Linked DNA regions of Mus musculus: region 2 is linked to region 1. The links are chromatin contacts, found by POLR2A ChIA-PET in ENCODE. All regions are on one chromosome and are shown on one strand. Each heading gives the region's core, a stretch centred on a gene start or an enhancer-like site at or near the end of the contact. The rest is flanking DNA. Distances are from core to core; before and after follow the strand shown. Region 1 holds the start of Ergic3 (ERGIC and golgi 3). Region 2 holds the start of Rbm39 (RNA binding motif protein 39).

Region 1 (5,503 bases), core at 631-3,130:
TCTGTGTATATATATGTATATATATATATATATATATATATATATATATATGGTGCATGCCAGAAGAGGGCATCAGATCCCATTACAGATGGCTGTGAGCCACCATGTGGTTGCTGGGAGAAGGGGGCCTATGGAGGGTAACTAACTGGGCTTGTGTGTGTGATAGAAATACATTATGAATATGTATGAAGATTTCATAAACCCATTATCATGGATAATCAACATATCCTAACAAAAACATTTAAGGTCTAGATGTGGCAGCACATGCCTTTAATCTCAGCTTCTGCAAGGCAGAGGCAAGCAGAATTCAAGGCCAGCCCAGGCATAGTGAGACCCTATCTAAAATAAAATACAAAATAAAATCTTAAAAACTCTCTTTGGGTGAGCCGGGCGTGGTGGCGCACGCCTTTAATCCCAGCACTTGGGAGGCAGAGGCAGGCGAATTTCTGAGTTCGAAGCCAGCCTGGTCTACAGAGAAAAAAACAAAAACAAACAAACAAACAAAACAACAACAACAAAACCTCTTTAGGTTGACAGGAAATTGAATTCAACAGCATAAAATAGATTCCTAAAGTGGGATTTATTATCTGAAGCAAGAGTTCTACGTCAAGACCTTTAAGCTCAAGCATGGAGACTGAGCACAGCATGGTTGCTGGCTGCTCTTTCAGGGGACCCTGGTTCAGTTCCCAGCACACATTGGGTGACTCAGAACTGCCCATAAGTCCAGATTTCAGGGATCCAATGCCCCGTACTATCATCTGGTACACATAAACACATGTAGACACACATAAAAATAGTTAATAAATCTTCAAAACAGAAACCTCCCATGAGACGCTAAGAGGCTGAGGCAGGAGTCCAGGTGTTCCTGGTCAGCCAGAGCAGCAGAAAGACACTTTCTTAAAACAAAACTATTGAGCACTTTGTTTTAGTCTTTATAGCGGTATTAAGCTGTCTAGAGCTAATGGGTTACAACAGAAAGCAAATAAGGGTTTGTTTAATCTCCACTCCATAGCCTTGTCCTGGAGGGGTGGAATCAGCGAACGTCTTTATTTTATTTATTGACCCACACTGGGATTAGCACTTGGACGCTGTTTAAGAACCCAGGGTACTCTGAAGTCCAGAACTGGGTTCCACTATTGATCAGTTTAAGCTTGAAAAAAAAAGCAAAGTTAACACCCACTCTCTTTTAAAAATAACTTATAGATTATATTTACTTTTTTGTGAGTGTAGTCAAGGGCACGCCACGGCATTCATATGGAGGTCAGAGGACATTTTGCAAGAATCAGTTTTTTTCCACCATGTGGGTCCTGGGTATAGAACTCAGAATTGGCAGCAAATGCCTTCACCTTGCAAGCCAGTTAATACCCACTTCCCCCTGCAGAGATTCTCATGCCTTAACCGCATTGGAAACACCTTGGAGCCACTTTTGACTTTCTAATGAGGGAACCAATGATTTCCTTGGAACCGATTTCTTTCTTTCTTTTTTCTTTTGTAATTTTTCAAGCCAGGGTTTCTTTGCGTAACATCCCTGGCTGTCTTGGAACTCTCTTTGTAACCCAGGCTGAACTCGAACTCACAGACATCCGCTTGACTCTGTCTTCTGAGTGCTGGGATTAAAGAGTGCGCCCACCCCGGTTTGGAACCAATTCTAATTAACGCTGCGGTGGCTCTGGCGGGGTCAAGTTGGAAGCGCTGTCCTAAGAGATCCAAAGGTCCAAGGAGAGGCACTTACCACAGGTGCTGTCACTCCGCACCCAAGCACCGCCCTCTGTGCTCCCAGCCCGCCCCTCTCGGAGCACTGCCCAATCCGCGCGAGGAGGCGTGACAATGTCCACAAGCTAGACTGCCTTTGAGGAGGCAGGTGAGGGGGTGGAGCCCCACTTACGCACCGCTACGCCTGCGCAAGACAGCGAGGGGCGTGACCCCGGGTCCAGGCCGGAAGCGGGAGGCTGGAGGGGCGGGCCGGCTGGTGTCCCCTTTCCGGCCGGTCCCCATGGAGGCGCTGGGGAAGCTGAAGCAGTTCGATGCCTACCCTAAGACTCTGGAGGACTTCCGGGTCAAGACCTGCGGGGGTGCCACGGGTAGGTCTCGGCGCGGGCAGGGTTGCAAGGAGGGAGCTGTCCTCGCGTTCGGCCCGGGCTCCCGGACCCTCCGTGGCCTGCTAAGGGGCTGAGGGGTGGGATATAGGCCGTTCCAAATCTCGCTCTCGCCCTGCAGTGACCATCGTCAGTGGCCTTCTCATGCTCCTGCTTTTCCTATCGGAGTTGCAGTATTATCTCACTACGGAGGTGAGGGGCGTGGCCTAGAGCGTGGGCGGGGCCTGGCATTCTAAGGGCAGGACCCTTAAAGGTGGGAGAGGGGAGGAGAGGCGAGGAGAGGCATAGGGGCGAATCTGACTGAGGTAGACATGCTCTAGGTGCATCCTGAGCTCTACGTGGACAAGTCTCGGGGGGATAAACTGAAGATCAACATCGATGTTCTTTTCCCGCACATGCCTTGTGCCTGTGAGTACCCGATTGTGAGTGGGGAGTTGGACTCCTGGACGTAGGGTGGGCTTCCAGATTTACACCTCTGGCCTTAGATCCCAGAGTGAATGCCAGGCCATCCTCATTCCCCGAGTCCATTTCTTCCTCAAGATACATCTTTCCCATCAAAGCTCAGCTCTCCGGGTCCCTGGTGTCGTAGCGCCTTAGCTTGCCTCTCTGTTTCCAGACTTGAGCATCGATGCCATGGACGTGGCCGGGGAGCAGCAGCTGGATGTGGAACACAACCTGTTCAAGAAACGACTAGACAAGGATGGCGTCCCCGTGAGCTCAGAGGCTGAACGGCACGGTAACCAGGGGAGGGGGACAGGTCTCCGATCCTACAGCTGGACATGCCTGCCTTCCACACATGGGCCGTTGCAGGCTCAGTGACACCGTAGACAGAAGTCAGCTGGCTTGCTTAGGGTTCTACAACTATTAAAAATCAAGAGTCAGTTGAATCCATGCTTCTGGTATTGGAACATTGAGTAGAATACCTTAGGGGCTGGAGAGAGGGCCCAGTGGTTAAGAGCAAGACACTTTGCTCGGTTATCGTTTCTCAAGCTTGAACATGGGTCTTCCTTAGGTAAAGGAAGTTTGCTTGTCCACCTCATTGGCTAGAGTACTGTCCCCCGTTGCAGTGCGAGTATCCTAAGATTAAGAGCTTAAATTCTCGAGTAGAGTTGCCTGGGTTCGGATCTAGCATTGTCTTGCAGTTTGTGAGCATGATGCAGGGCTGGATGCAATACAGATGGGTCTCAGCTTACAACACTCTGACTTGGAGATGGTTTGAAAGCACGCCTGTACAACCATTCAGGTCTTCACTTTGCGTAGAGGACTCAGTCATTGGAGGTACTCGGTGCTTTGTTAGGAACTAGTCTTCATGTCAGATGGTTTGCCCAGCTGTTGGCTGGGTAAGTATTCTGAGAATGTTTAAGGCAGTATCAGTTAAGCTATAATGTTCTGTGTCTTAGATGTATTAAGTGCATTCTAAAATATGACATTTTACCATGGGAAACCTCATCCTGAGTTGGGGGAATCAGTAATATATAATCAGTACACAACCCATAAGTAATCTTTTTTTAAAGATTTTATTTATTGTTTTTTTGTTTGTTTGTTTGTTTGTTTGTTTGTATTTTCGAGACAGGGTTTTTCTGTGTAGCCCTGGCTGTCCTAGAACTCACTCTGTAGACCAGGCTGTTCTTGAAGGTTTTATTTATTGTTAAGTACACACTGTAGCTGTCTTCAGACACACCAGAAGAGGGCATCAGACCTCATTACAGATGGTTGTGAGCCACCATGTGGTTGCTGGGATTTGAACTCAGGACCTTTGGAAGAGCAGTTGGTGCTCTTAACCACTGAGCCATATCTCCAGCCCATAAGTAATCTTTCTAAAAGACCTGGTATAGAGTGTACACTTTGAGCAGTTTCCCTAAGTTGCTGTCTCTGTTACCCTCAGCCCATCTCACTGTGTAGAACTCACAGATCCTCTTGCCTCTGTCTCGCAAGTGCTAGGGTTAAAGGTATGGGCTACTATCCCAGTCTCAGAGTCTAAGGGGATGGAACAGGGCAACAGGAACTTGCCTGTACCAACTGACTCTTAGTGTTTACTGCTGTTTTCTGATACTGAGTATATGTAATGGCCTTAACACCTGACCATCATGTATGTGGCTGGTTTTCCCCAGCCCAGGGACTTATGTGGGAGGGAGCTGTGGCCGTGGATGTCACTGTGTCTGCTTCATGCTGTGCTTTTGCCCCTGCCCTGCCCAGAGCTTGGGAAAGTCGAGGTGACAGTGTTTGACCCCAACTCCTTGGACCCCAATCGCTGTGAGAGCTGCTACGGCGCTGAGTCAGAAGACATCAAGTGAGCCACGCCACAGGGCATGGGGAGTGAGACCTGAGATGGTAGAGGCATTATATTCCTCACTATTCATCCTGATGCAAGTGATAACAGTTAGCCAGCAGGCCCGCTGGCAACTGCACACCTAGGGGGCCTGCTCTTCAGCCTAGAGAACCAGCTGCCAGGCGTCCAGTCCTTGTCTTCAATCTGAGCCACATTGCTTCTCTATGTAGGGATAATAACACCCTCCTTGCCAAAGTTAAGTGTATGTTATATGTAAAGCCCTGACGTACAGGGCCAAAGCTACATTATTACACCTCCACTATGTGCCAACCACTGTGCGACTTCACAGCCCCAACCCCTGAAAGACTGACTCAACAGGTCTAGAGAGATGTACTTTTCAGAAAGAAGAGGGGGAAAAATAATACTGTTACATGTGGCTGACAGTTGGCTTTTATAGCCGTTTTTATGTGTGTGGTTAATTGGCGCTAAGAACATTCACACCACCTTCTGCAGTGCGCAGAATAGCTTTTGGCTATTCCCCCAGGGCACCGTGGCTGGGCTCTCATCCCTTCGTGACTTCTCAACAGGTGCTGTAACAGTTGTGAAGATGTGCGGGAGGCCTATCGCCGTCGAGGCTGGGCCTTCAAGAACCCGGACACCATTGAGCAGTGTCGGCGAGAGGGCTTCAGCCAGAAGATGCAGGAGCAGAAGAATGAAGGCTGCCAGGTGTACGGCTTCTTGGAGGTCAACAAGGTACCCGGAGGGAGCAAAGCGAGACAGCTGGGTGAGTCAGGCCTGTTGGTGATGCGGAGAATGAGAGGAAATGTCCCCTACAGGTGGCTGGAAACTTCCACTTTGCCCCTGGGAAGAGCTTCCAACAGTCTCATGTGCATGGTGAGTGATCCAGGGTCAGCGGGGCTCTTAGCTCTCAGATTCCCTCGTGGCAGGTTGGTGTGCTCCTTACCAGGCCAGTGTTCTTTTAACGTGGAGCCAGAGTAAGAGAGCAGGAGCACAGTTGTAGAGAATATAGGGCAGGGCTATGGATGCTCAGGTAGTAGTGTGTACCTGGTGTGCATGAAGCCCTGGCTGTGACCTCGTCTGTATGGTGCAGGATTTGGTGCCCTTAGCGGAGTTAATG
Region 2 (5,029 bases), core at 2,231-4,730, 170 kb after region 1:
TATTCTTAATGGTCTCCTTGGATATACTAGAGATAAAGGCCCAAGGAAAGAAAAAAAAATCCCATCAAAAACTAATAAGTATGCTTTCATTACTATCAAAGCAGCCTTTAAGCAGCAAGAAAAGAAACTCATAGCTGGTTCCTTTAGTGAATGAAAACAGTACTTTCCAAGGCCTTTTTCTATAACGTCTTCGAATTCAATGATTCTTCTCATCACATCTCCAAAAATTAAGCCAAAGTTACCAAACTCAAAACATTACAGAACTCAAGAGAATCATGGGAGAATGGAGGGCAAAGTGTCAAGAAGGTCTTTGAAACCATATCCTGTAGTCTACATTCCACAAAGTCCACGGCTTTATATTCTGAAGGACTTTCTCATCTCAAGTGTTTTGAGCAGTTTTCTACACCACCAGTGACAGTGCATGCATGCACACTGCTATTTTCACCACCAACTGGTCAAAGAACGAAGAGTGCTGACTTTTACTGTGATACCGAAAGAAAACCATAGTTTGATGCTTAACCACAAGAATAGATTTCCACAAGGTTAGTTCCCCCCCCAGGTTCCTTAGTCAAACTTACTTTTTGCTACGTTCTTCATGGCCGTTAGCACTGTTCAACTTGTTCTCATCCTAAGCAAGGTTGATAGAAGAACATCATGAGGACGAAGTGGTAACATTTCAAGTTGTCAAAGGGTAAAGGGAATAGGAATAAGAAAATACAAGACAATTTTAAAACTAATTACTTATTTACTTTAACATGGAAGGCTATAAAATTTAGATGGTATACGTTTAACCACTTTGTTGCTAATAATTAAGTCATCAAGAAACAAAAATTAAAATCTTTCCACATTTAATATGTTATATTTTACTTTCTTACATTGTTTAAGTATTAAATAAGTCATCCGGAATTACAATGTTGAAGTGGTTAAAGATTTCTATGAAACATGAAGTCATTTTGAGTTTTATTCCATGTGCTATTGTCCCTTTTGTCGGTACCATGGCTCTATTTCTGCCTAAGCCCCAAGTGGCCATGCTAGCAGCCAGCCACTATCGATTTCCTGTGACCGATGCCATTCCTGAGATCTTCGCCCATTTCCGTTGGAGGGTTGGGACTGTAAGAGCTTGATGCCACCTCTGTCACACATCTCGCCCTGAAGCAAACAGGGATTCACACTGCTTTAGTAATGTTGACTCCCAAGAACCCAAGAAAAGTTAATTAATAATCCACCAGTCCAGCCTAAACATTTCCTACTTCCATACCTGTTTACATGGAATTATATCCAAGTTAAACTAAGACAAGAAACATTAAAACAGAAAGTATGGCTTCAAGAGTCTAGCATTACAAAATTACACTATTTAAAGCTATCAGAATTCATCCAAAAGGCACCACATGGTCGTGCTACACTCCAAGACAAATGTATTATTTATAAACGGTTTAAGCGCAATGTTTTTATTCCACAGTTTGAACACATCACCAATAGTAGGATCTCTAAGTTACCAGGCTTAAGGTCTGAGACACCAGTGACAATGCATGCATGCACACTGCTATTTTCACCACCAACTGGTCAAAGAATGAAGAGTGCTGACTTTTACTGTGATACCGAAATGGGTCATATTGTATTACTGGCCAAAATACTTCCTTTCTAGTTTTGAGTGTGAAAAGCTATGGCAGGGCCTAATTAAAAATAAACACTATGGAGAGCAGTAAAACAGTCATCAAGTGACTCTAAGCTGTGATACTGTCTCTTGCTTTTTTTCTTTTCTCTCTTCTGTTCTTTTTCTTGGTTTTTTTTCCTCTTTTTTGCCAATTTCTATTCAGGGATCCAAGAATCTTAATAATTATTAACTGAAAAGCAGATCAATACCTGCCTGTATTCAGGTTTACTATCACCAGTCTTATATCTATTTATATAAAATAAAATTTAAATCTCACCCATTTCTTCTTTCAAGACTTCTAAGATTTACTTGCCAGAGACTGGTTGTAATTTATTATTCTTGGACCCCTGCAGTTTTCCCAAACCACTACATTCACCTTTTTGCTATACCAAACTGGAGCTGGTAATTCTTAGTTGAGTCATTTTACCTAGGGGACCACGGTACAGCGATAAGTCACTCAATTACTACCTTATGATTGACAGTTCACACTGGAATCAAAGGTGAATTCATGGGAGTAGAGGTGAGATATCGTTAGGCAAGTCTACAAAGAGAGATAGATGGGCATTTATTCATCACGCTGAAGTGAAACTACTGCACAATATTATTACATCAATAGCATATATTTACTTTTGTAAGTTACACGTATTGCATCTCTGATAAGGTAATCAAGAGGGCTCCGGGAAGGTTAGTTTACATTTCAGCAGTAGTTTCGTGAATAATGCTAAATTAAGAAATATATTAAAGCTCACTAGCGTGTTTTCTCACCTTCTTGTAAGGGGCCTCAAGCATGGCTTCAATATCAATATCGTCTGCCATTTTCTCTACTCGCCTGGGGAAGAACAAGACAGTCCTGTAAGTACACCTGCAATTCTGCTAAATAATAAAATAAGATAAAATGTCCCCTTGATCTCCCATCCTCAAAGCCTGAGAAAACTCCTTTGAAAGCGCTACGATGGCTAAAATTGTGCGACGCCCATCAGACAAGGCTGCCTTGGGTACGCCAAGTGTCACGTTCCTTGTACCTAAGACAGGAGCAGGACTCCAGGTCGAATTTCAAAAGCCCGCCCGCGAGCGGCTAAAAGCGCCCCCAGGAAGGATGCAGCGGAGCGCTTCCTCACCGCACAAAACCCGCGCTGCCATTTTAGCGGCGGAGGGAGACTCCCTCCGCTGGGAGGGGTTGTGTACCACGGCGGCGTTCCACGGGCGCCATGTTGGGAGGTCGCGACCAGCCCCGGCCCTCGGAAGGACAGATCTTTATCTGACCGAGGTCCCCACGGAGGTCCCGGCCGCTACCAAAAAACGCCCACGACGTCCTTGCCCGAGATGAAGGGCACGGCCGAGGAGAGGTGACCCCACCGTACCGGGAAGGCCCCCTCCCCCTCTGCGCGCCGAGCAAAGCGGCGAAAAGCCTCGGCATCGCGGAGCACCCAGCTCGGGCAGGCGACCCACTCCCCGCCGGCCGCGACGCCCCGTACCTGTGCGGGCTTCCGCGCGCCTGTGCTCGCCACGGGAAGTCGGCTGCCGCCGCCGCCGCCGCTGCTGCTGTCGCTACTGTTAAGCCACTAGGCCCAGGCCGCGGTACCGCCCAACCCGAATATCGGGCCCCGAGGGCGTCTAGGCCCAAGCGAATCTAAAAGAAACAATGGGATTAAAGGAGCCCGCGACGGAGAGCAGGGCAGCGGCTTCGGCAGCTCAGGATCCACCCCTGCGACAGCGTCGGCTAGCTCCCTGAAATGGCGGCCGCTGCTCCTCCGTACTCACAGTCACCAACACATACACACACACAAACACCCGGGGTCTCCCGGAGCCGCAAGCACGGGCTCTCGCGAGAAACTGCCCCGGGTTCCAGACTGGAAAGCACGAACTATCGCGAGATCTCTCACCGCGGCTCCCGGCGACCGTGGCCCAATCTCGCGCAATGATTGCGCCACAGATGATCACAGTTTCCCTTCCCCCAATTCCGAAAGGCTTCTCGGACTCCCCCGCCAGAGCTGCACCCAAGTCTCGCGAGGGTGCGTCCTCTATCGGGCAAAGACAGTTGGTGCCCTGACTGTCAATCTTTGGGAGGATTCCTTGCTGAGTGGTGCATCGTTGCTGTCATCCTGGCTGGTGTCATCTCCTCGCTGGGTGTGAAGGTTTCCCCTCTCAGAGCCGACCCCCACCCCGGACACCCGCCCTCCCACACAGATGGCTGTCAAGGTCGCCATAAGGCAACCTATTATAATACATATGGCTGTGGGCTAAGACAGTCGTGTCCAGACCCACCAGTGGTGAAAACGCATGCAGACAAGAACGAGCTGTACACAGGGGAATGGGAATAAAAAGTACGATTTTCTTGTCGTTTGGTGTCACCAGTTAGATGTGGGCTCGATAGTGAAGCTTCGCAACACCCTTGGAAACCGGAGGCGGTGGCCGGGCTGGGAAGAAACCGCAGTGTGTAGCTTTCTAACCCCTGAATTTAGTCGGGCTCTGAATCGGGGTGGTTTGTGACTTTAAAAGGTCCCCTCACTTTTCCCTAGGATTTTGACTGTGTGAATTTACCGCTTTTGTTTAATTTTTGTTGGATTTTATTTGGTTTGCTTTTTGTGTATTTGGGAGTGGTTAATTCTGTGGTAGAGAAGCTGAGTGATCATTGGAAGGTTTTTTTTTTCTCCCACTTTTACATAATAGAAAACGTTTTGAAATAAAATATCAAACCAGTCTGGAAACCTATCAGCAGCTTAATAATTGAGGGTATAAAAGGTCCAAAATGTCACACCTTGCTTGGTGTAGCCACTCCAACAATGTGACCTTGAGCAAGTAAATTAAGCTCTCCATATATTCCGATTCCTCCTCAAGGGGGGAATATTATAATTAGTAGCAAGGATAAGCTTGACACTAGCCAAGACTGCAAATATTCACTAATTCCCAAGTTTAGCAGGGGATGTATGTCCAGGTGGACTCTCCCTGAAAGCTCGTGAGGAGTAGGAAGAGCATGTGGAATGATGACAGGAAACTTCTTGGGGCTGGCAATGTAATACAGTTGGCAGGTGACTTTTCTAGCATGCCTGGTAGAGCTTGTCTATAGTTATGCACTCAGAAAACAGAAGCAGGGGGATTTCTGTGAATTTGAGGTCAGCCTTATGAGTTCCAAAAAATTTAGCTGATCTGGCTTTCTCTCTCAGATGTGGCACACTGCATGAAATCACTGATAGTTTCCTGCTGAAAGATTAGGCTTTCCAACTTCCCTTGTGGACTACTGAAACTTCTCTGCTCCTATAAGGGGCTACAACCTGTCTTCCTCTATAGGAATGTTAACCATAGGGTGAGTGGTGACAGGGATGCCCCTTCACCCTGAATAAGCAGTGGTCTTGCCTAACTAAGGTCAGACCAAGC

What was found. ChIA-PET counts read pairs that join two places held with the same protein, here RNA polymerase II (POLR2A).
Region 2: POLR2A ChIA-PET joins it to region 1 with 12 read pairs in Patski. The contact joins the promoter of Rbm39 here to the promoter of Ergic3 in region 1. POLR2A ChIA-PET finds 5 or more read pairs at or near these places in 2 of 5 experiments (Patski and embryonic stem cell).

What each region holds. Positions count from the first base shown.
Region 1 is chr2:156,006,148-156,011,650 of GRCm38, forward strand. It overlaps Ergic3 (ERGIC and golgi 3), which reads left to right and starts at 1,881. Exons shown (of 13, transcript NM_025516.5): 1 at 1,881-2,081; 2 at 2,218-2,288; 3 at 2,417-2,504; 4 at 2,713-2,832; 5 at 4,293-4,386; 6 at 4,953-5,118; 7 at 5,202-5,259. The coding sequence starts at 1,994. It also overlaps a transcript of 6430550D23Rik not described here.
Region 2 is chr2:156,176,758-156,181,786 of GRCm38, forward strand. It overlaps Rbm39 (RNA binding motif protein 39), which reads right to left and starts at 3,481. Exons shown (of 17, transcript NM_001291114.1): 1 at 3,130-3,481; 2 at 2,420-2,483; 3 at 579-628. The coding sequence starts at 2,470.